4 separate regions of the Homo sapiens genome follow, and all the other regions are linked to region 1. Evidence: chromatin loops called from intact Hi-C (ENCODE). Cell type or tissue: heart left ventricle. All regions are shown on one strand. Region 1 overlaps TLN2 (talin 2). Region 2 has its middle 100 kb from the start of MIR190A. Region 3 has its middle 73 kb from the start of MIR190A. Region 4 has its middle 27 kb from the start of LACTB.

Region 1 (8,000 bases):
TATCATTTTCTCATTTAGTGACCCATCAAATGAGTCAGATCATTAGGGTGACATGACTGGAGACAGTTTCAACTCCATATCTCCTGTTCTTTCCCCCAAAGAATCCTTCATTAGTCATGTAAGTTTGACATTCATTAGAAAGAATGCTTGTTCATCAGCATCTAATTGCCATCCTGTGATAGCATGCCAAGAATTTTAGACATCGTCTATGTTTTGAAATGTCCATTGTCAGATTGTGAATACATTAATAAGGTTTTTCAGGATAATAAGCAGTCTTTAATTGCTAATTTAGAGAAGATTGGTTGTTCATATCTCCATGAAGAAATGATATGCTGTAACTATAATTAGAATAATTATCCTTAGGCATTATGCAGTCATTGTCAGCCTGAGAACAAACATAACAAGCCCAGGGTGGAATGCTGCGTCTCCCTTTAGAGGCCGCAGGCTCTACTTTGTCAAATCATCCATCAGTTTCTGCTGTGGGCTTCTCATGCTGCAAATGTGGACATTTTGGCAGAAAATGAGTGAAATTTCCCTCTTCTGCGGGCCCTTGGATAAGTCTCAGTAGATTTGTTTGGTTTTCAGGACATCAGAACACCAGAGCTTTGAAGATAAACCGTGTATCTACCTAAGGATGTTAAATAATGGAGCCCAAGGTTTCTTGGTGCAAATTAGAAATTCAAATGATAATCTTTTTCTTCTTGGGAGAAGATATTTTTCAGTACCACTCAAATGATAGGGAAGGATTCCATAAATCCTAGGAAGATGGACGTCAGATCCAAAGTCTTTCTTTGATAGCCCTGTGCCTTATGCACTGTGATGGGCTGTGGACAGAGAGAGCAGGCCCTGCACCACCTGCCATTAGTGGTATAGCCTATGCTGTCTCAGCCAGAGACACATTTGATTCTTTTGGATGGGCTGGAAATAAGTCAGGTGTTACTTGATAGCAGTAATTAGGAACTGCCAGCCAACACAAGCCACAGAGGCCAGGAGCTGTTCTTCCCCCCTCAGTTCTGCAAAGTATATAATTGGGGTTTCAATGTTGCCCCTAAACTCTTATCTACCCTGGCCTGACATCCAGGGCACCACACAACACCTCTTCCTCATTCCCATTCTCCCTTTGCTCAGCATGTTGCTGGGGACTTCAAATTAAGTGACGTTTCAGGTCCTTTGGGTCCCTGTGCAGCAAGCGTTAGAAAGCTGGCATAGTCTCTCAGAATTTCATTAATTTGGTTAAAACTCTGAGATACTATTAGACTCACTGTCTGAAATTCTCAAAGCCAGTGAATTATAGAAAAACCTGAGTGTAGCCAGAGTTAATTCTAACTTGGATGTGACTCCTGACACTTTGGGTGCTTTCACTGTGGAGCTTCTCTTTGAGATTCTCTCTCGTCATCTCAGCACTAGGAGGTTTGGAGACTCACAAGTGAGTATGAAGTAATCAGCTTTCCGGGTGACCTTGGACAGGAATTCAAGCTCTCGGGACGTTGATTTCCTCATTCAGTGAGGTTGGTAGGATCCTGTGGGATTTTGTGATGTGGTATCTTTTCTTTGTTTTTGTTTTCGTTTTGTTTTTGGCCAAGTAAGAAAATTAAACAAAAACAAACAAAAACTGTGCCATCTACATCACGGCTGTTTTATAAAAGAAAGGTCATGCTAGCACCCACAAAAGGAGGAAGGCTGTACTCTCAGAGTAAAGGGAAGTTCTTTCAAATAAATGAAATTGAAATCCTAGTCACTACTTTGTTCTTTCTTTTCCCATTGTCCTCAGACTAGTTAAAGGTTCTTTGGCTGGTGGCCACTGGCCAAGAACTCTGAGCTGCCCTTCAGCTCCAGCATCCTGGCATGTGGGTAGTGATGTCACATCTCACATGCAAGCTCCTAGCATGTGGCCTGAGGCTTAGAAGATGTTCAGTCAGTTTACAGCAAGTGAATGAGTATGCAATTCAGTCTCCTTTGACTAGCAGGGCCCCCGTGCCGTGATGGGGATATAGCATCTATCTGCCTAATAGGGAAAGCTAAAAAAGTCTAGTGTGGAGTTTGTGTTAATAGTTTGGTGAAAATTATATGCTGGGCTATGCAGCCACATCACGCATAGGCCACAGTGATGCCTTCCTTTCACTCACAGTGCAGTACATGCCTGCTCATGACATATAGCTGTCACTGAAGATACCAGCTAACATTTTCCTAATTGACCACTTGGCCCCAATCTCATCTCTGACTCTGAACTTTATGGCACAGAGCTGCCAGGGAAATCTCAAATACGTCATTGCTTACCCCAGATCCCACTGTTGTCGTCATGATTTCAAGGTTTTCCATAAAACAGATGCAGCCTCATTCCCACTGCTGTCAACAGCCCCCTCCTGTTCAGGTCAGGATGACCTCACTAGACTCACTCTGCCTGTATTAATTTCTGTTCACTTTGTCTCTTCGCCTGGAATACCATTCAGCAACCAGTGGTGATGGTGAGGATGGTGGTGGTGAAGATGGGTTGCCTGTTTCTTCATCATTGGCATTATCATCTTTATCATCAGCATCTTCATTATGGTCATTCTCTCCTCTTCCTGTATATAGTTCTTGACCAGGTGTAGTGTTGATTTTTACTGTAACCATGTGATGCCTGGAAGTTACCACTGAAGGACTAGAGATCAGAGTTTAAGTAAGCAGCCCGAGGTTCATTCACAAGCCTTGGAAACACATTTTGAATACAAATCTCCTACACCAATATGTCCCCAAGCCTTCAAGGGACATAGTCCCATTGTCTCAGTTCTTCCACCCCACAGTGATCTTGCCCTTCTCTCAGTTCCTATTGCATTTATAGTCAGGTGAGCAACAATTTATTCCTAGTGCTTCTAATTCCTTCTATTCCCCGATTGTGCTCATAAAGAACGGTTCCGTGGATAGCCATGGACTCGACCATTCCTCAGGAAGTGCTTCCTGATGGAGAGTCTGCCTCCTTTCCCACCTCATCTTCTGGCACTTTGCGCTTCCCTAGAAGTGTCAGGCTGGCTCCCGCCTCCATGTACGTGAATTCTGTTCCCTTTTCTTGGGATGCCTTTCCCACCTTTTACATGTGGCAGACTCTTCGCCTGGTAAGACTTGGCGGAAACATCACTCCTCTGGAAGGCCTCCCACTCCTCTCAGGCAAGGCTGGGAGCCTCTCCTTGCCATGTACCCTGAATGCCTTATGTGCCCTTCTGTTGAAGTCCTTATTGCACAAGTTGGGTAATTGAGTTGACACTGGGCGAAAGAATCTCTGAGGCCCTCTCTGTTTTTCAAAGTTCCTAATTCTCGTAAATACAGTCTACACTTCAGCAGGCTTCTTATGACCTTTGGATTCTTTTCCTCTCCTCTGTAGCTGGATGAAGGCACTCCTCCAGAACCAAAGGGAACATTTGTCGACTATCAGACGACTGTGGTTAAATACTCCAAAGCCATTGCGGTGACAGCTCAGGAAATGGTAAGAGGGAAGAGAGCTGCCCTCCCCACTGTTGTTTGCCTTTTTATCCACTGCCGCCGCTGAGCCTGCAAATCCCAGATCTGTGTCAGAGAGAGAGCCCAGACCACTCTCTAGTCCCTCAGGGGCTCCAGCTTCTGTCCTTTATCTGTGGTCTTTCTGGCTGCCTGTGTCCAGTAGCCCCAGTCTGCTGCAGTTCTTTTCTCATGAAAAAGCTGCAAGAGGGAATTAAAGATGGCTGAGACTTGGGCATGAGGACAGAGGAGCAAAGGAAGGAGAGAAAATGAAAAGACGGGGAAAGCAAGGAATTTGTAGTTAAGGAGAAAGGGGGAGAATCTTATTCACCTCACGAAGGACTTGAGGTGTTTTTAGTAGATTAAAATAACAGTACAAGAGAAGATATTTGGGGATAAAATAGAGATGAGATTATCTGATGAAATCAAGTTATAATACTTGGAAAATAAGGTATTGCCAGTCTTTCAGGCAAAATGAAACAGTATGGTTATGTAATAAGAAAAAAAAAATTCCGACAGTAGAAGGCATACAACTTTTGGAGGTAATGTTTTGGTTTGGTTTGGTTTTTGTTGTTTTGTTTGTTTGTTTGTTTTTCTAAAATGTAATGCAACTAGAACTGTATTATATAGATTCTTAGATATAAATGGCATTGAGAGATAGTGAATGCTATCTGATATGTTAAGCAGTTATACGAAAGATGACAAATGTTGTCTTCAAAGAATTGATAGGAGTCCATAGAAAAAGTTTCTCCCAACTTTTAAAGGCTCAGATGCCATAAGATAAAAGTTTGAAAGATGCCTCTTTGATACTTGCCACATAAGCCTGGGTTGAGAAATCAATGGGCCTTCCTCGCTGAAGTGACCAGAATGAGCCACCACATGGTTGCTGTGCCCAGGTCCCCTCTGAGTGGTTTTGTCATGTAATCATGTGTCCACTAGGGGTTGAGCTTGGACCACAAAGTCATCCCTGGCTGCTGCCATTCATTCATGGAAACTCTGTGATTGTGCCAGGCTTGTTTAAAAGAATTCGGGCTGGGGAATGGTACACCCATCTCAGTGTTTTGTGAAAAGCTGGAGCTGAGCCCAGTCTTGTCCTTCTCAGGGGAGCATGGAGGACGGATCCTAGTCCGAGCCAGCAGACTTTCAGCACAGATTCCTGTTGAGCAGGAAGCACAGTGCAGCAGCAGTCATGTTTGAGCAGCCTCATGGTGTTTCTGGAATGTCTCCAGAGCCAGGTCCTGAGCTGCCTTGGCTTGACCCTGGGTGTCCATGAGCTTAAGGAGCTGAGCCTCAGGCTGCATGGCCACTCCTGAGATAACTGGCCTGGCTCTTTGTGTGAAAGAGGCCCTTCTCACCCCGTCAGGATGCCCAGACTCCCAGTGCACCTGTTGGCAGGTCGCAGTGGAGCAGCACGTGGCAACACTCACTCTCGTGCAGCTCAGTGTGCGTTCCTTGGCGGCCACATCTCAGCCTGAAGCCTGGGACGTGTCCTTGTACACATGCCTTAGAAAGGGTGGACATTCCTGTCCTGCCTTGATGGATGGAGAGTCATTCAAAAGACATTTTAAAAGGCTGTTTAAAATCAAGGTCTTAAAAGGCCACAAAGAAAGAGACAGTATTGTTATCCAGAGCAAGAGGAGGTGGAGCAGGAGGGGAGCCCCTTGATGAGGGACAGTGACACCCGTCTGGGTGGCAGATTAAAACTGCTTTTGTGAGAATTTAGAGGTATTTTTGTCCAGAGGAAGAGGAAACACTAGAAACTAGCATGCCAGCTGCCTTAGATAATTGAGATGCATCAGTCAATGAAACAGAGAAAAATCCTGAGTATCTTCATAATAAAGGCAGAACTTGACCATGTGGGCTACACACTACTCTTAACTAAATTTGTGGCTAAAACCTTGTCATTCTTTGGCACAAATTTACTGCAAAGCTGTATCCTCTATGAGTGTTTTCCTCTAAAACACTGACTTATCCAGCACTTGTCATTCATGGTTTTCTTAACAGCCCTGTCCTCATGCCCTCTCTCACCTGGGTGGGACCTGCTTCAGGGCACCCAGAGACCAGATCAGCCCCCGACAGAAGCCTTGGCCCAGGGGTGAAAATCGCATAGGGCTTGTGCCTCCTGGGGGTTTCTAGGGGGAATTCCTCTGGTGACCCCCCAGGGCTGCGCTGGCGAGGGGCTGGCACACTCACCTGCCAGAGGGTGGGCCCTGGGCACTGGCTCCAAGCTGCACAGCCCGAACGCTGAGCATGTGCCCACTGGGCCCGGCCAGAATCTGTGGCCTGAGCGGGGCCCTGCGAGGGCTCTGGCCTTTTGTGTGCAATGCAGCATGGGCTTGGCTTGAATTGCCCTCTCCAGCATCTAGCCCCAAATGCAAGGCCTGGCCTTCACCCCCTCAGGAGCTTAAAAGTGAATGAAACCCTTTGGCTTCCAGTGATATTAACACATGGTTCTCATGCGTTTCTCTCTGTGTGTGTGTGTGTGTGTGTGTGTGTCTTGCTTGTTTTCTTTTTCCAGATGACTAAGTCGGTTACTAACCCGGAGGAGTTGGGAGGACTGGCTTCACAAATGACCAGTGACTATGGGCACCTGGCTTTCCAGGGCCAGATGGCAGCAGCCACGGCGGAACCAGAGGAGGTCTGCCACCTTAAGACCCCTATTTTAAGATGCACACACACACTGGTGCCCACTCCTGGGTATTTCTTCATAGCTTAGCTCCACTCTGGAAGACCCCAGCCCAGTAACCAGAGCCCAGTTTATTTCCCCACCACTGCACAGCACAGGTCCAGACCAGGTAGCCCCAGGCTGTACTCAAGTCTCACTGCCCCTTATGGGGCAGACTGGCCAAGAACTGGGGCATGGGCTTTCAGACAGAAGGACTTTGTATACAGTGTTCTATCAGGTCCCCTGTCCCTAGCCCTGTCACCTGTCTCTTTTAGCATGCCCAAGCTTGGGACTGCCATCTTATCACTTCCTACTCCAGTTAGCACATCCCCCGCAATTATTTTTGTTTTCCATAGGTTCACAGAAGTGTTGAAAGATTCAAGTATGAAAATTAGCTATCCCTCTCCCTCGAAAGAGCTACTTTCATGAAACAAAGTCTTGCCTGAATATTCTGGGTGGCTAAGAATTAGCCCAGACATACCTCCTGTGGACTCCTTTTATTACTTCCCTGCCTTTCCTAGACCAGCTTTCCTTAGTGGCCAGTGTAGACTTGGCTTTAGAATGCCTGTACCCGTAAGAGTCTAACGGTAGCCAAAGTTGGGCCCCAAAGGCCACTTTCTAAGAGCTGCCATCTCTCATACTTCTAATGGGGTGGTCCATTGGGAAGGACACAGGTCATGTGTGGCTCCAAGGAGCTTTGTAGCATCTATATCAGTGTGAACACATAGAAGGAGTCCAGGGCTTGGGGGAACCACATGGCTTCTTAGAGAAAGGAAGCCCAATTTAAAATGAAGATTAATGGAGTGGATTACAGGGACACTTAAAAGATAAAAGTAATTATATTCTGTGAAATTCAGCAAGCTGTTTATTGAGCGCAAACCATGTTCGAGACGTTCCTAAATGAACTGAGTTGTCAAGGCAGAAGGTTGTAATTGGTCTTCTCTTCTCCTTATAGTGACAGTCACTGTCCCCAAGTTACTCAGTGCTGCTATTTCTCCTGGGAGTCAGATCTAAGTATGTTTTTACAGAGACTCCGAGAGATATTCCAGAAATGAAGTCCCAAAACAAATCACTTTCTAATGTGTGTGGTAACAATGCATGTAAATAGGAGTACCATATATGTATGTACTTGCATACATAAATATCTAGCATGGGATTACTTAAGTCTCTAACAGTGCCTGCATTTTGAGATATTAGAATAATTGACTAGGCTGTAGCATGAATAATTCTATTTGCAATGAGTGTGAAGTCACTACCAAGAAAAGAGAGTTATCAGATACCCACATTAAGATTCTGTTGATTCTTTACACAGGCCTATCATTTTTTTTTTAAATAGACTCCCTGTTTTAGTAAGATCATCTAGATTTATAATTCATTTGACTAACCTATAATTTTGAACTCCATAAACAAATGTAAGGGAACTTCTGTTACAGTAAGGAAAAGTTTGCTTGGACAAAAGGAAAAGTGGGCTGGGCGTGATGGCTCACGCCTATAAGCACTTTGGGAGGCCGAGGTGGACAGATCACTTGAGGTTAGGAGTTCAAGACCCAGCCTGGCCAACATGGCGTACCCCCTTGTCTACAAAAATACTGGGCGTGATGGTGTGCGCCTGTAATCCCAGCTACTTAGAAGGTTGAGCCAGGAGAATTGCTTGAACCCGGGAGGTGGAGGTTGCAGTGAGCCAAGACTATGCACTGCCCTTTAGCCTAGGCAACAGAATGAGACTCCATCTCAAAAAAAAAAAAAAAAGGGGAAGAAGTGTTTGGCAAGGGAGGTTTGGATATCTGTCCACAGAAACCTTTAAAAATGGAATCTACCACCATCTGCCTTAGGTAGTTTAACTACTGTCTCCCTGAACTGTCTG
Region 2 (8,000 bases), 150 kb after region 1:
CCGTTCTCAGGGCCTAGCACAGCACCTGGCACAGAGGCACTTGCAAACATTTTTCCAGATTCTGATATTGAATACACACCATGCCCACAGCCACAGGCTGAGCCCTCAGGATATGCTCTTCCCCCCAAGACTGCTCTGTCTTCAATAGTTCATGAGAATTATCCCAACTTTATTCCATTAAGAGCTTGGTCTTATCAGAGTGAACAGGCAACCTACAAAATGGGAGAAAATTTTCGCAACCTACTCATCTGACAAAGGGCTAATATCCAGAATCTACAATGAACTCAAACAAATTTACAAGAAAAAAACAAACAACCCCATCAAAAAGTGGACAAAGGATATGAACAGACACTTCTCAAAAGAGGACATTTATGCAGCCAAAAGACACATGAAAAAATGCTCATCATCACTGGCCATCAGAGAAATGCAAATCAAAACCCCAATGAGATACCATCTCACACCAGTTAGAATGGCAATCATTAAAAAGTCAGGAAACAACAGGTACTGGAGAGGATGTGGAGAGATAGGAACACTTTTACACTGTTGGTGGGACGGTAAACTAGTTCAACCATTGTGGAAGTCAGCGTGGCAATTCCTCAGGGATCTAGAACTAGAAGTACCATTTGACCCAGCCATCCTATTACAGGGTATATACCCAAAGGACTATAAATCATGCTGCTATAAAGACACATGCACACGTATGTTTATTGAGGCACTATTCACAATAGCAAAGACTTGGAACCAACCCAAATGTCCAACAACGATAGACTGGATTAAGAAAATGTGGCACATAGACACCATGGAATACTATGCAGCCATAAAAAATGATGAGTTCATGTCCTTTGTAGGGACATGGATGAAATTGGAAATCATCATTCTTAGTAAACTATCGCAAGGACAAAAAACCAAACACTGCATGTTCTCACTCATAGATGAGAACTGAACAATGAGAACACATGGACACAGGAAGGGGAACATCACACTCTGGGGACTGTTGTGGGGTGGGGGGAGGGGGAAGGGATAGCATTAGGAGATATAGCTAATGCTAAATGACGAGTTAATGGGTGCAGCACACCAGCATGGCACATGTATACGTATGTAACTAACCTGCACATTGTGCACATGTACCCTAAAACTTAAAGTACAATAATTTAAAAAAAAAAAAAAGAGCTTGGTCTTAAATTCTGACACCACATTCCAGGCAAAAGTGCAAATGTCTTCCCCAAGCGCATCTTTGTTTCCCAGCTGTATTTTCGTTTGAACAACAGAAAGTCACAAGGTGCTATTTTAGCAGAGGAATCTTATGGAAAATAACCCCTCAGGTTGATGCTCCTGTGCACTGGAAACTACAGGTTCCCATAGGGCATGGGGTGTGATTTGTTTAGAGCCGAATTGTTAAAAGCAGCAGGGTAAGGTCCGAGGATCATTCAGGTCATTCGGTTCTGTCTACCTGCCTTGAGCCAAGAATCGCTTCTGGCTCTGGCCCACGTGGGCAGCAAAGGAAGAAGCTCCAGAACTCATCTCCCCACCAGAACCAGGAGCTCATGGTCAACTCCAGGGCAATGTGGGAACGGACCCAGGAAGTTCAGTAATGCAGGGAAGAGGCAAGAAAAAGAAGTACCTTAAGCAAAGGACTCAGGACACTGGAGGCCCCCAGTCAAGGGGAACTGTTTTCACCGCTAAGATGATAAGAAATCACAACCTTAACCAGGCTAACTTAACTCTCACAGCCTCCCCTACTGCCTTTGTCTTCTTCTGCCCTCTCCTAAATGCTCCTTCTTGCCTTAAGCTTTCTGAGTGGTCCCTTTGACATTTCCACAAGGATCCCAACATGCCCACCATTGGACCCATGCCTGCCCTCAGCCTGAGCCCTCTACTGGCCTTGGCTCACCCTCTCTAGAATCACAGTCCTATCTGGCTCTCCTTCTTCATCAACCACCTGCCACCAAGGTCTGTCGTCTCTACTCTTCACATGCTTCTCAAACTGGCCGTTCTCCTCATCCTGATTGCCCTCCCTTGGTGCAGACTCATCATCTCTCCATGGGCTGTTGGGATCTTCTCCAGCCTGGCCTCCTTCACTCCAGCCTCGCTCTTCTCTAAACCCGCATTACAGTGCTACCATGGTTACTTATAAAACCCCAGGTCTGACAATATCCCCCTGGCTTTCAAATCTTCTGTGACTTAGTCCAAACTCTCTTCTCACTACACCCTCCAGGGCAGAGCTCACTATTGTAACAGGAAAATCCTGTGTTAAAGTTTTCCATATTGCTTGCAGCTTGTTCAAGGTTTGCAGCTGGTATTACTTTTTTTTTTCTTTTCCTTTTTTTTTAAGGTAGCATTTCAGGCTTTTCAATTCCAATGAATTTTTTTTCAGAGTTCTTTGTCCATCTTCTTTTTGTTTTTTCCTGAGACATCCAAGATGGACTACAGTAGCACAATCATAGGTTACTGCAGCCTCGACCTCCTGAGCTCAAGTGATCCTCCCTCCTCAGCCTCCCAAGTAGCTGGGACTAGAGGTGCACACCACCATACGTGGCTAATTAAAAAAAATTTTTTTTTTTTTTTTTAGAGATAGAGTCTCACTATGTTTCCCAGCCTGGTCTTGAACTCTTGGCCTCAAGTGATCCTCCTGCTTTGGCCTCCCAAATTGCTGGGATTATAGGTGTGAGCCACCACACCCAGCTGCCTATCCTCTGTATCATAGAGTTTAAATGTCTTGCAGTCTGTCTGCTTTCTCCTGTAATGGTTAACTAATGTTTCTTCTGTGATTCCTCAAAGCTCCTACTGATAGTTGAACTATTTCTGTATTTCTTAAAACTTTCAAATCCATGATTAAACAAATAAGAGCTCAGAATGCATAAAATTCTTTGATTAAGTAAATATACAGTTGGAAATGCCTGTGTTTCACACAAAATATTACACAAAGTTTAAAAAAAAAACACTACACAAAGTGGGAATTCTAAGTTTAAATTCAAGAAGGTTAACTACATAAATGATCAGAAATGCATCTGATACTTATACACAGCTCCAGACTTGCCTGTCACCTCTCAGTGTCAACTTTTATAAAGTAATACACACGCTCCTCACACAACCAGTGAATGTTCTGTGTTTTTTAGGAGGAGTGATCAAATTTTAAAATGTGCCCAGATGAACTCTGAGAAAAAAAAAGGACACCGTGCTTTATAGAGGCACATCACCGCACGGGCCCACTGAACTATACTGTTGAGTGGCTCGCTCTGGATTCTACCACTCAACCACAGAGCTTGGGCCTAGGGGGTGCTCCACAAATGCTTGGGCCATGGAGAGGGGCACGCTGAGGTTTTTACTGCCAAGCATACTGTCTCTAGCAGCAGGACCAAGCACAGCTCTCTGGAAAGAACAATTTCTCTTCCTGTTGTCACTTCAAATGTCTGGAGTCTTTCCCTAAACATCTGTGTCTCCCTTTATGGTATGCTCATTCAAAAATGTATGTTGTCAACATTTACATTCTCCAACCTGTTCCAGTACTTGCCATGAGAAATTTGGCAATGTGACCAGGTGCTTCCTTTCCTCGGTCCTAATACTACTGCCTTCCATCCTTAAGGGGAATCCTCTGGAACCCCTATCTGGAGACTGCTGATCAATTCTACCGTATCTGCTCCTTCTTGAGCAACATCCACACAGTCTAATCTGAAAAGCTGGCATGACAGTCCCCTGCTGGACAATATCCCTGGTGCCTGCTGCAGCGTCCGCCCACATAAGCACTCAACACATGCTTGTTGAAGGAATGGATGAACACCAACTGCACACCCCCGAGACTCAATACGTCTCATGTATGCGTCCCAACTTTCTGGCACCTTTCTTCATGGCTTAATCATGACTGGGTTAATTTGCCCCAGGCTTAGTCAGAGGCCAGACTCCAAGCCTGTGGAGGCAGGAAGGCAGAAATCCAGACTTTTGTCTGGACCATCGGACCACAACTTGCCTGTGCAATGATGGACTGCCTAACCCCTGACCTTTTTCCTCCTTATCTCTCTGTCCCCGGGGCCCATGTAGAAAAGACAAGATGCTACTATCTACAGGCAGCTGGGTCAGCAGCCTGATGTTGGGGCATATGCAGACTGATGTCATCATTTAAAGTTTCTACAGGAACCTCTCTAGACAGGAGCTGGCTCCAGGCAGGCACATTTCCGTGAAAGCTCTTGCCAAAAACCATCGCTGAAGAATGTTATGTCGAAGGCTGTAAGTGGTAGAGTAGCTCAATCAGGAGGCTGTCGTCTAGCTGAGCTGTAATCTCCTACCACAAAGTTGTCTAATACAATTTGTTGAGGCAAAGCCTAGCAGATTTAACAGGATGTGTCCATCCTCAGTCTCTGCTCAGTTCTTGGCTTATTTCTGGTCACAGTCCCCACATACAGGGGAGGGGAACTGGTTGAGTCCCACTCCATCATTCCTGGGCTGTAAAATCAGATGCCTTTCATAAGCCCAGTCTTAACTGTAAATAGTATCAGTTTACTATTCCCTCATTGAGCACCCACTGAATGCTCAGCAAGGCTGTGAGCATGCAATGAGTCACAGCTCCTGCTCTCCTGTTTCTTGCATTGTAATGGGATTAACTGATAGTTCAATGAGCAATTATCATCTGATGATAAATGCTGTGATGAGAGAAAGGTGGGGTAGTTTTTTCCTCTTACATTGGGACATATACATATAGAAAAGTCTATACACCATGCATACAAACAAACATAATTATTAAATGGACACCGATAAAACCATGACCGAGATCTACATTGAGAATATTTGCCAGTTCCCCAGAAGTCCCTTGTCTACTTCTCCCTCATCAAAAGCAAATCTCACTCCACCACCTCAATGGTAACCACTTTCCTGCCTTTGTTTTACCTCCTATATATGATCCCTAAAGAATATACCTTAATTTCACCTGCTCTAGTAATGGAGTCATCCACTAGTATTTCTTAGCACCTAACATCTTTCAAACTTATGTTTGTGAGATTCACTCATTTTGTTTTGTAGAGCTATGGCTTGTTCATTTTAATTGTTGTATAATACCCCATTATATAAGTATACTAAAATATATCTAATCAACTCTTGAGGGACATTTGTGTTGTGTCCGGTTTTTGCCTATCTTGAATAATGCTGCGGGGAACATTCTTATTCATGTATCCTGGTGCACATGTGCATGAGTTTCTGTAGACCCAGGACTACAATTGCTGGGTCATGCAGTTTTGTATGATTGGCATTGGTAGCTATTGCCCAACACTTTTCCATGGTGGATATATAAATTTTATATTTCCATCCTCAACATATGTGAGTTCCTATTTCTCTACATCTTTGTCTACATTTGATACTGTCTGATTTTTGAACTTTTGCTCATCTGTTGAATGCAAAATGATATTTTGTTGAGTTTTATTTAACACATCCCTGATCACTCATTAGGTTGAGTGGTTTGGTTGTGTATGGTTTTTTTTTTCTTATGCTTCTGGGCTGTTTGGATTTCTTCTGTGAAAATGTCTATTTAATCCATTTTTTCTATTGGGTTTTTTCTCAGTGCTTCATAGTTATTTTTGTATTCTGGACATTGTTTGGTGATTACATATGGCACCTGTCTTCTCTTGTATTTTCATACTATTTATGGTGTCATTTGAAGAAGTTTCTAACTATAGTATATATTTATTAATCTTTTTCTTTAGGATTCCTGCATCTTGTGTCTAGACCAAGAAAGTTTTCTCTACCTTGAAGTCATAAAATATTTTATATTGCCTTCTAAGTACTTTTACGTTTTTCCTTTCACTTTTTAAACTTTTTCTTTTGAAATAATTATAGACTCACAAAAAATTGCAAATTCTTCCCCCAGTTTTCCCCAATAGTGATATCTTAAATGATTGTAGTACAATATAAAAACCTGCAAATTGACATTGGTAAATATTGCTAACAAAACTTACTCAGTTTTTTTTTGTTTTTTGTTTTTTTTTTTGAGACAGAGTCTCACCCTGTTGCCCAGGCTGGAGTACAGTGGCACGCTCTGGGCTCACAGCCAGCTCTGCCCCAGGTTCACGCCATTCTCCTGCCTCAGCCTCCCGAGTAGCTGGGACTACAGGCGCCCGCCACCACGCCCGGCTTTTTTTTTTTTTTTGTATTTTTAGTAGAGACGTGGTTTCACCGTGTTAGCCAGGATGGTCTCGATCTCCTGACTTCGTGATCTGCCTGCCTCAGCCTCCCAACTTATTCAGTTTTTACCAGTTTCTACATGCACGTGTGTGTGTGTGTGTGTGTGTGTGTGTGTGTGTGTGTGTTTTATGCAAGTTGGTGTCATGTTTAAATTTGGCTCGCATTTTTTAGTGTTCAATCAGTGGAATAGCTTTTGTGCATGATGTGAGGTAGAGATTCAGTTTATTTTCTCCCAAATGGATAACCAATTATTCTAGCATCATTTTTTGAATAGTCCATCCCTTTCCCCACTGATACGCGATGGCTTTTTTCAAAAAAATCAAGTTTCTTGATCTGTGTAGGTTTCTTTCTGATCTCTCCATTCTATTCCATTGATCTATTTATCTATCCCTTCTTTAACATGATACTATTTTAATTACTTTATATTAATACTAAATCTTGCTATATGGCAGGATGATTTCCAAGATTGTGTTCTTCAAGAGTATATTGGCTATGCTTGGCTTTTTTCTCTTCAATATAAATTTTAAAATAAAATTCTAGACTAAAACTTTCAAGTTTCACAAATGATCTTCTTAGGATTTTACTGAAACTGTGTTAAACTGCTTTGTGGAGAATTGACATCTTTACAATAGTGAATCTTCCTAACCAAGAATATGACTTAGCTTTAATTTATCTGCGTTTTCTTTAATGCCTTTCAGTAAAGTGTTGCAACTTTATCCCTGAAGAGTTTTGCACATATTTGGTTAGGTTGACACCTAAGTATCTTGTACTTTTTTTCTTATTTCAGTTATACTTTCAAATTGAGTGTGGAAATACAGTTGAACTTTGTGTATTAATTTTTTTATTAACTTTGCTAAAATCTCATCAATTCTAATAATGTATTCATAAATTCTTCTGGTTTTTCTGAGAAGACAATCATACAATCTGCAGATCATGACAGTTTTATTTCCTCCTTTCTAATCCTTATTTCCTCTTCTTGTTTTGCTACTGTCCTGGACAAAATTGAGAAGAACTGATGATGAAACACATCCTAGCTTGAACTTGTTTGTAAAGAGAAAGCATCTGACATCTTGCCATTAAATTAATGCTCGCTGTAGGCTTTTGCAATGGCCCTGAATTAGGTTAATACATTTTCTTCTTTCCTAGATTGTTTGTTTGGTGGCCATTTCTTCTAATATCTCCAACATTCCTTTTGACATTATTTTTCTTCTAAAGCAAGTCCTTGAGAAGCTCCTTTAATAGAAAATATATTTATGGCAATCTCTCGATTTTTGTTTTTCTGAAAATTTGTTTTATTTTGCTCTTGTTCCTAAAAGTTGTATTGGTGTAAAATTCTGTCTTTTAACTTTACTGAGGTATAAACTATATATATCATAAAATTCACCCATTTGAAGTATGTGATTCAATGATTTTTAGTCAGTTTATCAAGTTATGTCACCATTACCATAATCCAGTTTTACAGCTTATATAACATCCCAGTAGTATCTCTTGTACCCATTTCAAATTAACCCCCATCCTCACCGGCAAGCCCAGGCAACCCTAGTCTCTCCCGGACATTTGCCTTTCCTGGACATTTTTAAAAAATGGAATAATATATGTGGCTTTTATGTCTGACTTCTTTCATTTAGCATTCCATTTAGTACTCCACTGTATGACTATACCTCATTTTATCCATTTGCTAACTGATGGGCTGTTGGGTTGCTTCCACTTTTCAGTCACTGATGCTATGAACATTATGCAAGTCTTTTTAAGGACATATGTTTTTATTTCTCTTGGGTATATACTACAGAGTGGAATGTTGTGTCATGTGGCAAGTATTTGGTTGACTTTTTAAG
Region 3 (8,000 bases), 110 kb after region 1:
ATAATCCCTAATTACTGAAATCTTTACTTCCTTGCTAAATTAAGGATTCATGACAGAAATTCCCTGGATGCTAATAAGGCTTTTCAGAGGGCAGCTTGTATCTAGGGACCTAGCTTCTAATACATATCATGTCACTGCTGACCTCTGGGTTCTGTCTCTAGCCCATTCGATAGGTAAGGAACAGGTTTATATTTAATAGCAGCAGAAGACACCAACTTGGGCCAGAGAATTTATCTTTCTGGGATATTACTGGACTCTGCAAAATTGTATAAAAACTAATTTGTGAAGTTCCAGGCACAGAGGTATCTCCTTCTTGGTGTGCCATAGTTACTTATGAATTTTTAATTTAATCCTGGAAAGAAAATCTCTTTTCACTGGAAAGATATGGGTGGAATAACAACAATTATAATTTCCATTTATTGTGCTCTTCTTTTTATTGAATACTTATGTGTCAAGCACTATGAAAAAGACTTTACATGTATTATCTCATTTATTCTTTTCTAAAATAGTTTTTGGTATTCTTTTCATTCATTTATTTTCAATCCTGTTTTGCCAGTAACATATTTTAAAGCTATAAATATACCTCTAGGTAGTGCTTTATCTGCATCCCACAAGTGTTAGAGTAGTTTTTTTTAGTTGTTCAAACCTAAATATTTAATAATTTTTATTAAAACTTTCCCTTTTATCCACAGTAAACTTAGGAGTATGTTTGTTTCTAATAGCATTCTGCATAGAAAATATGATTTCTATGCTATAAATTATTTGAAATTTCTTGAGACTCTGCTAAAATGGTCGACATGTGCTTGAAAAATATATATATTCTCTATTTTGGTGCAGGCTTCCGTATTTCTATATTGGAGCAAGTTTACTAAGTTATCTCTTCATACCTTACATATCCTTACTCTTCATATCTTACATATCCTTACTCTTTTATACATATCCTTACCCTTTTTTTTTTTTTTTTTTTTTTTTTTTTACTATTTGATCTGTTTGGTCCTGATAAAGTACATTAAAAGTATTACACTATGATAGGGATGAATGTATGAGTTAATTTAAAAAATATATTACATGGTGAATATGAATGAATCTAACTTCCCTTTATAATTTAGTCATGTTAAGTGTATACAAATTCACAAACATTATATATTCTTAATGGGATGTTGCTTTTATAACTTTATAATGTCCGTATTCTTAATAATGCTTTGGTCTTGTATTTGTCTGTTCTCACACTGCCATAAAAAACTACGGGAGACTAGGTAATGTATGAAGAAAGAGATTTAATTGACTCATAGTTATGCATGCTGTATAGGAAGCATGGCTGGGAGGCCTCAGGAAACTTACAATCATAGTGGAAGGTGAAGGAGAAGCAAGCACATCTTACCATGGCAGAGCAGGAGAGAGAGAGAGTGAGGTGGAAAGTGCTACATACTTTTAAACAACCAGATCCCATGACAACTCACTCACTATCATGAGAACAGCAAGGGGGAAATCTGCCCCCATGATCCAATCACCTCCCACCAGGGCCTTCCCCCAGAATTGGGAATTACAATTCAACATGAGATTTGGATGGGGACAAACCATATCAGGCCTTAAATTTTATGTGGTCTGATATAAATATTGTTAGTTATGTATATTAATTACATAGGGCCGCCATAACAAATTACCATAAACTGGGTGGCTTAAACCCATAGAAATTTATTTCCTCACAGTTCCAGATGCTGGAAGTCTGAAATCAAAGTGGAATCAAAGCCTGAAATTGGCAGGACCATGCTCCCTCCAAATATTCTAGGAGAGGAGCCTTTCTTGTCTCTTCTAGCTCTTAGTAGCCCTAGGCAGTCCTCCGTTTGTGGCAGCATAACACCAGTGTCTGCCTCCCCCATCACATGGCTGGCTTCTGTGCATCTGTGTCTCTCATCTCCTTATAAGGACACCAGCTGGGCATGTGGCTCATGCCTGTAAACCCAGCACTTTGGGATCCCAAGGCAGGTGGATCATGAGGTCAGGAATTCGAGACCAGCCGGGCCAACATGGTGAAATGCCGTCTCTACTAAAGATACAAAAAATCAGCTGGGCGTGGTGGAGTATGCCTGTAATCCCAGCTACTCAGGAGGCTGAGGTAGGAGAATCGCTTGAACCCGGGAGGCGGAGGTTGCAGTGAGCTGAGATGGCGCCATTGCACTCCAGCCTGGGTGACAGGGTAAGATTACATCTCAAAAAAAAAAAAAGGACACCAGTCATATTGGCTTAAGGGCCCACCCTATTCCAATATGACCTCATCTTAATTTTATTACATCTGCAATGACTCTTTTCAAATAAGGTCACATTGTGAGATACTGAGGGTTGAGACTTCAACGTATCTTTTGGAGCATGCAGTTTCACCCATAACAATATATATTTCATGTTTTGGTTAGCATTGAACTGGTATATCTTTTTCTAACTTTTTATTTCCAATTGTTATGGTTTTGCTTTAGGTGTATCTCTTATAAACTTTGTTCATTTGTTTTATCTAATCTGAGAATGTTTCATTTGAGAGGTAATCTGTTTACATTTATTATAATGACGTATAGTTTAACTGATTCCTGCCATATTTTGTTTTCTATTTCCCACCCTTTTGTTTTGCTTTGGTTTTTCTCCTTTCCAGCTGTCTTAGTCCCCCCAACACACACACACACACACACACACACACAAAGCAGACTCTGAAATAATGGCTTGTCTGCAGCTTGTTTATTTTAGGAAATGATTCAACGAATAGGAGTGGGGCGGGGGCTGGGAAGAATGAAAAAGGGATGAAGACAAAGCTGATCATCACCATAGGCAAATAGGGTCAATCCTATTAGGGACCCTAGAGGAGGGACATGGATGCATCTTGGTCTTGTCTTCAGAGACACTAATATTGCTTTTCAAATGTGGCTGTGTCATTTTACCTTACATTTCTCTATCACATATAGAGCAGAGAGTATTTGGAGCAGAGGGCGTACATTGCAGCATGAATTTACACCACTATCCTGGCATGTCTGCATGGCTGCCATTTAACTTCTCCATCATCCTATGAGGCACTTTATCATCCCTATTTTAGAAAGGAAGAAATTGAGGCTCAGAGAGGTAAAGTAAATTGCCTGAAGTCACACAGATAAAAAGTGACAGAGCCAGAACTCAAACTCTGTTTTATCTGATTCCACAGCCATTCCTTCCAACCTTAAGCTCTACCGCCTGTGTGGTGCTGGGTGTGAGTCGGAGCTAGCCTGGGTTTACCTGAGTTGCAGGGTCACCCCTCATCGCACCCTTGTCAGTCCTCAAATAGGGGTGCAACTGTTCCATGAAAGGGAACAAAGAGACTGAGCTACTAGACACCAAGCTGTTTAGGACTGAACCCATTCCTGTCCAAACGGAAGTGATCCAGAGGGACTCTGAATATTACAGAAGTCAAGAGATTTCATCATCTTTATTCAAAGAAAGGGGTTTGTTTGTTGATTTTTTGGATTTTTTTTTTGGACCACAGCTCTATCTACTCCCTGAAGAGTAAGGATTATTAAGTAAATCAGGTAATTATTGACTAAGAAGTGACTGGCCACTGCAATTGATAAATTAACCATGTCTGTTTTTCTTATGTAGCTCACTGGAAAAGAATGTGGGGGATTTCCTCTTCTTCTTCTCCAGAGGCCTTCCTGTCTTGAAGGCTAGGCTTCTCTTGCTCTGGGGGAAAGTTAAAGGCCTTTCTTTGATTTTCTAAGGGTCTGTAGACCTAACACTTACTGTTAGAGATTGCGAGGGCTGGGGAGGGGGCCAAGGGCTAGAGGTCATTCAAGGACTGGCAGGACCCTTGGGTGCCCAGCCTCTTACCCAGGACCCTGAGGTGCCAAGGCCTCTGGGGAGTGGCTGGGTGGGCAGTGTGCTTCTGGGGACTGGACACTTGCACTGTGGCCTTGAATTTGGAGGATGCCGTGAGCAGCAGCCTTTTACTGGTTTACCTGGGCATGGACAATGAGCCACTGGGCAGTGATCGTCACAGACCTGATGCCCTTCCCCCAAGTTTCAAGGATCCTGAGGCCTCAGAGTTCTGCATAGGAGGAGAGGAGGGGCCTTGAAAAGAGGCTGGGATTGAATTTTTCTGAGGTCCTAGTAGGTGTGGGGTCTAAGGACGATTTGATTTAGAAATTCATGAAATGTGTCATTTCTTGCCCCAAGCTTTGTGGAACAAGTAATACCAGTTACACTAGTGATGACCAAATCCTGCTGTAAATTGTTCTAACATATTGTATAAAACAGGCCTTACCACTTTTGTAATCCCTTGCAAATGGCTGATCGATAACCAACACAATATAATATTCCAAGCCCTTCTTTTGGTAGAAAAAATTTCCTCTAGCCTGGTAATTTAAATTCCAAATTACCTCCAGATGATGCTATTTAAATGCCCTGTGATTAAATCTGCACAAAGTGGAGTTTCTGTGGGAAACTTCGCTGCCTCCTAGGGCATCCTGCGGTGTTTTTTTAAAGGCCGGGGATCTAGAAAGGCTACTCAGGGCCTCGGAATCTTTGTCTACATGACTCAGCCTTGGGGCCCCGGGCCCTGGACACTTGCCCAGAGCTGAACATTCAGCTGGACGCGCCACAGAAGGAGCATGCGGGGAGCCAGGAAATATCTCCGGAATCTCACAATGCTTTCTCACCTACCCTTATTAGACCAAAGAGGCAGAGCCGCAGGGGTGGGGGCCGCGGGGCAGAGGGCAGCGCCTGCCGGGTGGGAGGGAACCTGTGTGTGCGCGCACACACTGTTCACGTCATAGTGTCTCCGTGTGTGTCTGCGTCTATGTATGTGTCTCTATGTGTCTGGGTATTTCTGTGTGTCTGTGTGTGCATCTCTGCATGTCTTTGCATATCTGTACATGTTTCTGTGTGCGTGGGTCTGTGTCTATGTGTGTATACATCTGTTCATATTTCTGTGTGTGTCTGTCTCTATGTGGCTGTGTCTCTGCATATCTTTGCATATCTGTACATGTTTTGGGGTGGGGGTCTGTATCTCTATGTGTCTGTGTGCCTACGTGTGTGTCTCTAAGTCTGTGTGGGTCGCTGTGTCTGTCTGTGGCTGGGAGCGGGGTCAGGAGTGCTTTTGGAGTCCCTGGTTTTCTAAGAATAGGAGGTTCACAGCAGGAGGGGGCTAACTCTTCAGTCCAGACCCCCCTCTGAGACCTGCAGACCACCTGCAGCCCCACCCAGTGTGGCCCCTGCCCCGCGTGTCTGTGGTCTGAGTGGCAGTCAGGAAAGAAAGCGAGGGCTGGGCGTGAACTTTGGTTAGGTTGAGATGCATGGGGAAGAAAGCAGAAGGGAGGGTGTGTGTGGGGAGCAGACCTGCACCCTCCCGAACAGCTGGGGAGGCCAAGGGGGGGGTAAGGCCCAAACCTCACTCCAAAGCTCCCAACATACAATCCAGCAGTTCCCAGTGGAAAACTTGCTGGGGTTTGCAAAGTACCCTCCTCCCCAAAACTGCATCTTTGAGCATGCACCCAGGCAAAGGCTCACACTTCTCTCTCTTCCCAACGCTGCTTTGGGAAACCCTCCTGCACCAGAGAATGTGGGACAGGGACACCCTTACTTTCGAATGCCAACTTTGGTTGGGCACTCCTCTGGACGCTTTCCATTGATCTCACTTAATGCACTTAACAGTGACCTAGGCTTTGTTATTCCTCTTTTACAAATAAGGAAACTGAGGTACAGGGAGGGGAAGCGGGTTGCTTAAGATAACAAGCTGATGAGTGTCAGAGCTGAGGCAGAACCCAGGTGTGCTGAATTCCGGAGTCATTTTCTTACCTGACAGCCCTCTACCTCTGGATGGCCCTCTCTTTACATTTAGAAGTGTGTGTGTGTGCGCGACACACACACACACACACACACACACACACACACCTTAGAGCCCTTTTATAAGACACTAGAGCCTAGACAGCAAGGGTGTCCACGTCATGGTAGTCTCCATTTACCATGTACATACAAAACCACAACAGAACTGTAGGTCTAGTGAAAGCCATTCTTTTACACCCTCCTCCTCTTTCCACAGATGGAAAAAGAATCGCAAATAAGCATAATGTGAAGAGCATGAGCTTTGGAATAAGCAAGCCTGGAATTACAATTTTCTTTTATTAGCTCTGTGGCTGTAATACTCAACTTTTGCAAGCTTCAGTTTCCTCGTCTGTGAAATGGAATAATAGCACTTACCTCATTGGCTGTTGTATGGATTAAATGAGACCATGACTATGGATGTATGGCATTTGGTACCCAATAACCCCTCAATAATCGGCAGCTATAATTATTCATAATAATAATGGTGGTAGCAACAAACCCAGCCCAAACATCTGAAGGACCGATCACTAAAAAGAAGATGAACTCAGTCCTACGTAGTAACAAGAATGTGACATCTATGTTGTTGCCAAAAGTCTGGAGGAGTTGCCAGGACCAGAGAGAAGGAGGTGGTGAGGCCGGCCTGGAAGAGGGAGGGGACAGATGTCAAGGACCCCAATCTTGAGGTGGAAAGTTCTGTGATTAACCCAGATGAATGTCTCTAACCTCCAACTCTTCTGTTCTCAGAGTTTTAATGGGGCACACCGTGTGCTGGGCATTGACATAGATGGGAAAAGCATGACCTAAAATAAGGGCTGGAAGCCAAGACTGGGAGGAAGGGCAAAGGGAGCAGGCAGCCTGGCACCAGGTACCAGTGAGGTGTCTGCTCTTTGTCCCCATCACCTGTCAGCTAAGGAATTCTGCATGTCATCAGTGCAATAAAATGTGATCGCCAGAGTGAAAACCTTGTAATAGACCAGCTGTGGCTTCTCTCAACACCAGTATGTCCAAGGAGGATGCATTTTTATTGCTTTTGTGGTCTTAACAAAAAAGATTCATGAGCATTGTATAAAAGGCATATTAAAACAATTCGGTAAAAGGATGAAAGAAAAATAGAGTGCTTGTAGATTTTTTTTCAGGACGCACACACCTATACCTGTATAAAAACGTTGTATTACGGAAGCTCTCACACATACACAAAAGTAGCATGAATAGCACGTTGGACCCCGATGTACTCAAGACCCACCTTCAGCAATGGGAGTGCTGTGTTTATGAGAGTCCCAATTAAAGCAACATTGCTCTTAACATTTTCCCCATGTGTCAACAAGCTCCAGTGACCCCATAATGCAAACTTATTCAATCCCCTGATATCCAAGCACCTGAAATTACCCCTCATCTCATTCCCCAACTGCCTCGAGCTCCTATCTGAAGTAAGAGAGAGGTAAGTTCACCAATTTGCCCTAAATTACACTGGAATCCGGGCAAGTGCCTTTAACACAGGATCTGTTCAGTAAGAGTTGAAAAAATAATAATAGCAGAAGAAGAATGAATGAGTTTTGAGCACTCACTATGTGCTATGCCGTCTTCTGAGTGCTCTCCCTGTTTTATTTCACTGAATTCTCACCCCAAGCCTGAACTGTATATTCTGTCTTCATCCCTGTTTTACAAATGAGGAAATCTGACACAAGCAAGCTAAACCACTTGCCCAATTTCACGCAGTTATTTAGGGGCAGGGCTAGGATTTGAACCCACACCTCCTTACTTGATAGTCTATCTTCTTAGCCAGTACACTGGGGTGCGGTTCTGAATCAGGTGACCGCTGAAAAAAAAGCCTGACACAGGCAAAGTGATTCCTGCCAGAACAGGTGAGGATGAAGAAGAAAGTTGCCTTTATCAAACACTGCAGTGCAATACACAGAGACCAGGCACTGTGCTAAAGCAAAAACTGTAACCTTCCACAAAGACCATCACTACCTTACACAAAAAATATTTCATCTGCCCAGCAGCTGCCTATCCTACCCCAGACTGGCATCACTCTTGCTATTTGTTCTTTGTAGCCAAGTAAAAATTATTTCAGAACAATTCTGTTTTGAAATGTCATGTCCTAACAGCCTCTTGCCATAGAGCTACAGGTCATGATTGCGAGATAATATTCGTCATCCAAACTGGTA
Region 4 (8,000 bases), 310 kb after region 1:
GTGGCTGGTGCAGCGTCACTCAGCAGCGGTAGGTCTCCTGACTGCAGCTGGGATGTGCTGTCACCCACTCCAGCACTAAAATTCAACACTGATTGCCAATTCGCCTTTGAAGGGCGCATTATTTTCTTTAATGATTTTACTCTTACACTTGAGAAAAGGGAGGAGGAAAAAATTGCGTTCTCCAGACACCTCTTGCCCCCTCGTTCTTTGTCTTTGATCCTGTTCCCAAGCTTACGCCATTACACGCCCTCCCTGTCATGCCCAGCTGTGTGCCCTCCCTGCCCGGCCCTCCCCAGCCAGGTTTCTTTGGCTGTGAGGCAGCAAAGGTGCCCAGCAGACACCCCTTCTGCCCTCTCTCAGGCTGCGTTCAGAGCTGGGAGCAGAGAGGCCAGACGGAGGAGGATGCCACCCAGCCTGGCCGCACAGGGCCCAAGGTGACTGGGAGGACCCCGGCTTCCCTCTCACCCCACCCCAGGGGCTCCGGGCAAATGACCTCAGCCTGAAGCAGCCAGTGAGGAGGCGTTTGTAGGGCCACTGGGGTTTGCCAGCTCCTCACTGGCAGATGACCTGGGGGAAGCAGTTTAATAGGTGTGTGTGCCCTTCTATCATGCGTGTCAGTGACCAGAAAGGCAGAGACCAAAGAGCAAAGGTGAGTAGTGACCCTCTACCAGCGAGCAGGCATGGCCCTCCTTCCCTGAGACCCGTCCCCAGCCTTCCTACTCCCTCCATGACAGAGCACACACATGGCCACTGTGGTTTTCATAATAATGAACTCATAAAGAACTAAAATTCACCTAGCACTTTCCGGCTCCCAGAGAGCATTTCCATTTTATTTGATAGTGACAGTGATGCTGGGAACAAAGCAGGACAGACATCAGCACTGTCCCCATGTAATCAGTGACAACACGGTTCCAGGGTGCACTGGCTTGGCCAGTGTTCCGTGGCTAAGATGTGGACAAGCCCAGTGACATTCAAACCTGGGTCTTCTGACTCCAAGACCCATAGTGAGCGGGCTTCAACCCTAAGAACCAACAGGGAAGCACCAGCTCTCACTGAGGAGCCAACCAGGCAATGAGTGTGGATTTGGAGTTGGGATGCACACATGGTGAGTAGCCGTGACCCTAGAATCAGAATATCTGTCTCAAGAAGCTTTTGGGGCTCTTAAAATGCTGACATCATGTAAAGTCATTGACCTTCGGGGGGAAAGATCATTTTATTTATGGCAAGATTCAATGCACTCATTCATTCATGTGTTAATTAATTCAACAAGCACATACATTGAGCACTACTCCATGTTAATAGATGCGAGCCAATTTGCCAAAAAATCAGTGCACCCAAAGACCCAATCTGCTGAATCATTAATTCACTCAATTTAATCCATTTGTCAAATGATTAGTTCACTGATTTTTCCAAATTTACTTGTTGTAGTTGTAACAGCTTGAACAGTAATGTTTTAACAGTGAAAATGTTGGCCAAACAAAAATCTGTAGAAATTCATGTTTTGCAAGTGAAACCCTACCTTCTGGGCAGAATTCCAGCCTTGAACTATATGATAAGATTGTCTTAGGTACCTCTGGTTTCTTTACATGCTTTTGAATGTAAGTGTATATTTTCAAACTTGAAACACTTGAAATATTTTTTCATCAGTTTCTCAAAAGACATTTAATCCTTAACTTGATTGAGGAAGTGTGGAGAAGTAGCTACACAGAAGAACCTGGCCCTGGAGGCAGCCCTGCCTGGTGTGTGAGCCCAGCTCTGCCCCTGTCTTAGCTTTGGCACCTTGGTCGAGTGACTTACACATATGTGATGGGAGCTCGGCCATATCACTTACAAATACTAGGGGAAAAAAACACATCATAGTAATAACAAGGTTATTTCTAGGTGGTGGATTGTAAGTAAATTTACTTGCCTTTTTAAATACTTTGTATTTATTTATTTATTTTGAGATGGAGTCTCGCTTTGTCGCCAGGCTGGAGTGCAGTGGCGCGATCTCAGCTCGCTGCAACCTCCACCTCGCGGGTTCAAGCGATTTTCCTGCCTCAGCCTCCCGAGTAGCTGGGATTACAGGCATGCGCCACCACACCTGGCTAATTTTTGTATTTTTAGTAGAGATGGGGTTTCACCATGTTGGCCAGGCTGGTCTCGAACTCCTGACCTCAGGCGATCCGCCTGCCTCGGCCTCCCAAAGTGCTGGGATTACCGGCATGAGCCACCGTGCCTGTCTAAATACTTTTTGATGTTTTAAAACATCCCTTGAATAATTTTAAGTGTTCACTATGGAAGAGGAACCACACCAGATGGCTTCATATATATTGTTTTAAACCATGTATGTTGTTTTAAACTTCATGTATGTTGTCATAAACCCACAAGATAGGTAATATTATCACTCATTTAGAAAGAAACTGAGGCTCCAAAGCATTAAGTAACTTGCACAAATCCCACAACTCTAATGAGCCTGACTTCCAATCTGTCTGACTTCAAAGCTCGTGCTAATTTGTACTTTCTCTGGCTCAACCGGTGTCCGCCTCTATTATATTAAATGGGTGTAATATTTGCATCTTAAAATATGGTGGGAGGATGGAATGAAATGATAGGTATGAAAGTCCACTGCAAACGATAAAGCCTTCAACAAAGAATATTAATAATAGGTAACGTACACATAGTGTGCGCCCAGTACTGGGCTGTTCCAAGGGCTTTGTAGATATCACATTCCCTTAATCATCTCAGTGATCCTGAGAGGCAGATGGCCATTATCCCCATTTTACAGAAAGGATATTGAAGAACAGAGAAGCTAAGTAACACGCCAGAGTCACACCACCACACATTATACCAGTTACCCAGATGGGAGCCTTTCAATTATAAATGACTCCCAAGTCACCTGTTTCCCAATATTCTCCCCAATTCCTTCCCCAGGGATACACTGTACCTTACTAGGTGGCAGGTAGTACACCTGGCTCAGCAGGAGGTCAGAGATGAAAGGTCAGGCATTAGGTTCAGGGCTCCATGGTATTGCATGGACCTTGCTTTCCGGGGACTGCCTGGGACAACCACGCACTCCAAAGACACTGCTGCCACCTGCTGTTCACATATTCTCCACCCAATGGCTTCTCCCCAGCACCTGCATGCGTGAGCCTCTCAACAGCATTACCGTCTTTCCCAGACCCATTCTGCAGCCTGGGTAAAAGAATTTAAACTTTTGCTCAATTTCAAATGCAAGAAGAGTAAACCCTTAGAAACAGAAGAGTTTGAATAAGGGAGCTGAGACACACTCCTGAGCAGTGTGACCTCGGGGCCCTCAGCCTCTTTAAGTCTGTTTCCTCATTTGTAAAATGAAGACACCATAATAATATGTGCTTCATGCAATTGTTTTTAAAATAAGATTTTTTTCCAATCTACAATTTACTTTCCTATCAGAAAAAAATGCTAAATATGTAAAGGGCAAGGCAGGATGGGACACAATTAAACATCCTAAATACCTACAATCATCTCTGTTTACATTATTGTTTTTAACAAATCTTTAACTTTTTTATTAATAAGGCATCTTGATTTATATTTTGCTACTGATTTTGAGCTCATCAAAGTAAATTCTGTCATTCTATTTGCATTTTATTGAGTACCTGAACCAGAAATGTGAAATGGGGAAAGGGTTACCTGATTTTTTTTTTTAATGAAAAAAGATTTCATAATTAAAATGGTCCCTTCCATCTGAGATTCTCAGAATATTCCCAAGATTCTGGTTCACAAGTTTCACATCACTTCTTTCAGGCAAATGGGCAACCTAAAACTGAGAAAATTGAAGTGGGCTTTTGCCACTTAAGTTCCCTTGGGAACTGACACAAATAGCAAAGCTAAGAGGCCTGGCTCCCGCTACACAGCTATAAACATCACACCAGATTCTGTTTGCCTGAAAACTCCTTCTGACTGAGTCTAGATGCCAGTTGTTAGATGATAGTCAATTTGCATGTTGCCAATCTAATATTCCTGGATCCTTAACTTATGTTGCTGGTTTAGAAGTTCAGTAAAACTGAAACTGTATTAGTAAGTTCCAGCAAGAATGTGTAAACTATTTCAGTAGTATCCACTCTGCTGCATACCATAGACCTGGATGTCATGGTTTAAAGGGGCAGATCTAGCTGCTCTCAACCTCTAAAGGGGAGGCTGAGTGCCAAATCACTCTCCTACGTCCTTGGTATGGACAAAAGAGTAAATGAAGATACTATCAGCTACCTGGATTTATCTTTCTGGTGACAAAACTTTTCCCTCTAAAAAAGTAGCCCTTGAAAACTGTCTTTCCTTTGTGGAAATAAAAATAGCATTTTAAAAGAGACAGCATTTGATACCTATTAAATTGGTAAAATTTTATAATAAATTGCTCAATGCTGGAATGTTAGCAATGAGATCAAATATGTTAATGGCATTAAAATTTGTGGGATCCTTTTGGAAAGCAATAGAAATATATTTGCAAGAACTCTAAAGAGTTTTTAAGCTTTGAGCTAATAATTCTATCCTGGAGACTTTGGTTTTCAACAAAGGCAAAAAGCTATATTTAAGAAGCCACTTGTCGTAGCATTATTTTTATTTTTTGAAACAGCGTTTTGCTCGTTGCCCAGGCTGGAGTGCAATGGTGCAATCTCGGCATACTGCAACCTCCACCTCCCAGGTTCAAACAATTCTCCTGCCTCAGCCTCCCAAGTAGCTGGGATTACAGGTGTGTGACACCAGGCCCGGCTAATTTTGTATTTTTAGTAGAGATGGGGTTTCACTATATTGGTCAGGCTGGTCTCCAACTCCTGATCTCAGGTGTTCCGCCCACCTCGGCCTCCCAAAGTGCCGGGATTACAGGTGTGAGCCACCGTGCCTGGCCCGTTTGTTGTAGCATTATTAATAGTAGAAAAAGAAAAACCTGGCGACAACCTATATCTTCACCCAAAAGGAATCATGATTAATTCAGTTGATGGAATATTATTTCACCATTAAAATGATAAACACGGAGGCTAGGTAGAAATGTAGATGCCTATCAAAGTATAATCACAAAAAGAAGAAAAAGGAAATGTGGAGAAATGCATAAGTGAAAAAGGGGCAGAAAACCAAAATGATATGTACATTGTAACTACAGCCCTCTTAAGTGCTTATGGATGCCAACTAGGCTGTAATGGGCAAAAACACAGAGCTGTGTTAAGATGGTAGAATTCTGGATGATTTCTCTTTATTTCCAAATTCCCTTAATGTGTTTACATTATAAAAAGAAAACTGGCCTTTCAGGGTGTAGATATTCTGAGTTAACCTAGTTACTCTACAGAGTACCTCTTTCTCCAATGGGGAGACAGCCATGATCTATTTGGAAAAGCCAGTGATTTCTCATTCTATCGTAGTAAGTTGCAAAATAAATTCATCAAGCACTACAATGATCAAATATGATATACTGCAATTGGAAGAAGCAGGGCAGAAAAATATCCTCTATTAAAGAATCTTGTGCTCCTAAATCTTCAGTATGTTGATCTGGGTTGATCTGTGCTAAGGTGACACTTGTCCAGCCTTGATGGAAGAATTATAAAGTGACTATGAAATATGTCAAGGCCTGTTTCACTACCAACTTGCATTTGACTAGCACTTTATAATTGTATTTATTTATTTATTTAGAGACAGTCTCACTCTGTCACCCAGGATGGAGTGCAGTGATGCAATCTCAGCTTACTGTGACATCCGCTTCCCAAGCTCAAGCAATTCTCATGCTCCAGTCTCCCAAGTAGCTGGGATCACAGGCACCTGCCACCATGCCCAGAGAATTTTTGTAAATTTAGCAGAGACAAGGTTTCGCCACGTTGGCCAGGCTGGTCTCGAATTCCTGACCTCAAGTGATCCACCCACCTTGGCCTCCCAAAGTGATGGGATTACAGGCAAAAGCCACCGTGCCCGGCCTATAATTTTTAAAATATTTTCACATCTTTTATCAAGTTTGAGTTTCCCAACTCTGTACAGCAGGCAGGGCATGTAGTATTTTACACATGGGGACACTGAGGCTTAGAAAACTAAGTGACTGGCCGGGCGCGGTGGCTCATGCCTGTAATCCCAGCACTTTGGGAGGCCGAGGCATGTAGCATATTAACTCTGAGCTACATGGATTATGGTGAAACTACTGATTGACTTTTTAAGCGCAGAAAGGAATTTTTTTTTTTTTTAAAGACAGAGTTCTCGTTTGTTGCCCAGGCTGGAGTACAATGGCGCGATCTCAGCTCACCACAACTTCTGCCTCCCGGGTTCAAGTGATTCTCCTGCCTCAGCCTCCCGAGTAGCTGGGAATACAGGCATGGGCCACCACATCCAGCTAATTTTGTATTTTTAGTAGAGACGGGGTTTCTCCATGTTGGTCAGGCTGGTCTCAAACTCCCGACCTCAGGTGATCTGCCCGCCTCAGCCTCCCAAAGTGCTGGGATTACAGGCATGAGCCACCGTGACCGGCCCAGAAAGGAATGTTTTGTGAGGTATGAATGGTTAGTGTGCCTGGGGAGGTCCACGCAATGATCTGTTGGAGAGCCTGATAGCAACGTGGTGAGGCCACAGTGTGGTACAATTGCAGGAAGATGACTCAGGACCTCAGTACCCACAAACAGGAGGCATCTATGAGAGGGAGGCGGGGGGTATGCAGTGCCTGATGGAGACTTCGGCAGGAAGAACTAAGGGTGGACCTAGCCTTAGATCTTTGGTCCCTCAGTGATCAAGATTGCTCAGAGGAAAATCTTTCAAACTTAGACTGGGGCATAGAAATAAAGGGAGTAACTCTTGAGATGGTTTCTAAGAAAGAACTAAGTAACCACACATTGATAACAACAGTCATATTCCCAGCCTCCCTGTGGTTCCTGCCATGGCTCTGGGCGCCTATGCTTGAGCCAGCAAGGTCGGGCTTCTCATGCTGGATCTGCAGACTCACCCCCAGACGCCTATGGAATTTCAAATTCTGTCTTTCCATTTGATTACTATTTAAAATTAGATTCATGGTTGCAGGTTCTGGGTCCTCTGGCCATCCACTGAGTACCATAACATGGCTTCACAATCTACACTGGCACTGTGTTTAGATGGGATTGGAGCCAAATAATTCTATTTGAATTGTCACAGGCTAAAGAGAAAAAGAATAGAGATGGACTTACTATGTAAACAAGTAGAGGCCAAAGGACATCACAAAGCATTGTATGCAAAATGTTTTCCTAGTCACTCAAATGGGAAACTGATGGATATGCAGAGTTAACACACAGTCCATGGGGTACAGGCATAGAACACTCTCAAGGAAAAAAAAAAAAAAAAAGGGCAGCACGGCCCTCTGCCCGAGAATGACTTTTTTGGTCTCAGAATCCCTTTCTACTCTTACAAATTACTGAGAACCCCAAAGAGCTTTTGTTTATATGGGTTATAGCTATCAATGTTTATATATTAGAAATTAAAAATGGGAAATTTATTTACCAATTCATTTCTAAACGACAATAATAAACCCATTATTAAAATAAATAACACTTTTAGTAAAAATGTTTTCTAAGATGGAAAACTTTAGTGAAAAGAGTGAAATTCGTCCCTCTCCCTCTCCCTCTCCCCACGGTCTCCCTCTCCCTCTCTTTCCACGGTCTCCCTCTGATGCCGAGCCGAAGCTGGACTGTACTGCTGCCATCTCGGCTCACTGCAACCTCCCTGCCTGATTCTCCTGCCTCAGCCTGCCGAGTGCCTGCGATTGCAGGCGCGTGCCGCCACGCCTGACTGGTTTTCACATTTGTTTGGTGGAGACGAAGTTTCGCTGTGTTGGCCGGGCCGGTCTCCAGCTCCTAACCGCGAGTGATCCGCCAGCCTCGGCCTCCCGAGGTGCCGGGATTGCAGACGGAGTCTGGTTCACTCAGTGCTCAATGGTGCCCAGGCTGGAGTGCAGTGGCGTGATCTCGACTCGCTACAACCTCCACCTCCCAGCCGCCTGCCTTGGCCTCCCAAAGTGCCGAGATTGCAGCCTCTGCCTGGCCGCC

What was found. Peaks named below come from ENCODE experiments on the same cell type or tissue, not always from the same donor. Only the 100,000 strongest peaks of a DNase experiment are listed, where the experiment ranks them.
Region 2: a loop joins it to region 1, with 3 times the contacts of the local background. A loop is called at or near these places in 7 of 110 quality-filtered maps.
Region 3: it touches region 1 in a loop (3-fold over the local background); 14 of 110 quality-filtered maps call a loop at or near these places.
Region 4: a loop joins it to region 1, with 8 times the contacts of the local background. A loop is called at or near these places in 91 of 110 quality-filtered maps.

What each region holds. Positions count from the first base shown.
Region 1 is chr15:62,777,782-62,785,781 of GRCh38, forward strand. TLN2 (talin 2) reads left to right here. Exons shown (of 59, transcript NM_015059.3): 44 at 3,359-3,460; 45 at 5,990-6,109. Among named protein-coding and RNA genes, the nearest start is that of MIR190A, 42 kb to the right of the region's middle. RefSeq lists an enhancer at 4,325-5,253. In heart left ventricle, a CTCF peak has its summit at 4,405; DNase peaks (open chromatin) are centred at 4,610, 4,700 and 5,696; H3K27ac peaks cover 3,312 bases.
Region 2 is chr15:62,924,661-62,932,660 of GRCh38, forward strand. No RefSeq gene overlaps it. Among named protein-coding and RNA genes, the nearest start is that of MIR190A, 100 kb to the left of the region's middle. In heart left ventricle, a CTCF peak has its summit at 3,701 (motif pointing left); DNase peaks (open chromatin) are centred at 3,741 and 4,061; H3K27ac peaks cover 1,468 bases.
Region 3 is chr15:62,892,602-62,900,601 of GRCh38, forward strand. No RefSeq gene overlaps it. Among named protein-coding and RNA genes, the nearest start is that of MIR190A, 73 kb to the left of the region's middle. RefSeq lists an enhancer at 4,994-5,759. In heart left ventricle, no CTCF peak of the experiment used is centred here; DNase peaks (open chromatin) are centred at 3,838, 4,600, 5,243 and 6,686; H3K4me3 peaks cover 717 bases; H3K27ac peaks cover 6,034 bases.
Region 4 is chr15:63,090,695-63,098,694 of GRCh38, forward strand. No RefSeq gene overlaps it. Among named protein-coding and RNA genes, the nearest start is that of LACTB, 27 kb to the right of the region's middle. RefSeq lists an enhancer at 1-3,448 and a silencer at 6,416-6,710. In heart left ventricle, CTCF peaks have their summits at 3,087 (motif pointing left) and 3,288; a DNase peak (open chromatin) is centred at 3,087; H3K27ac peaks cover 948 bases.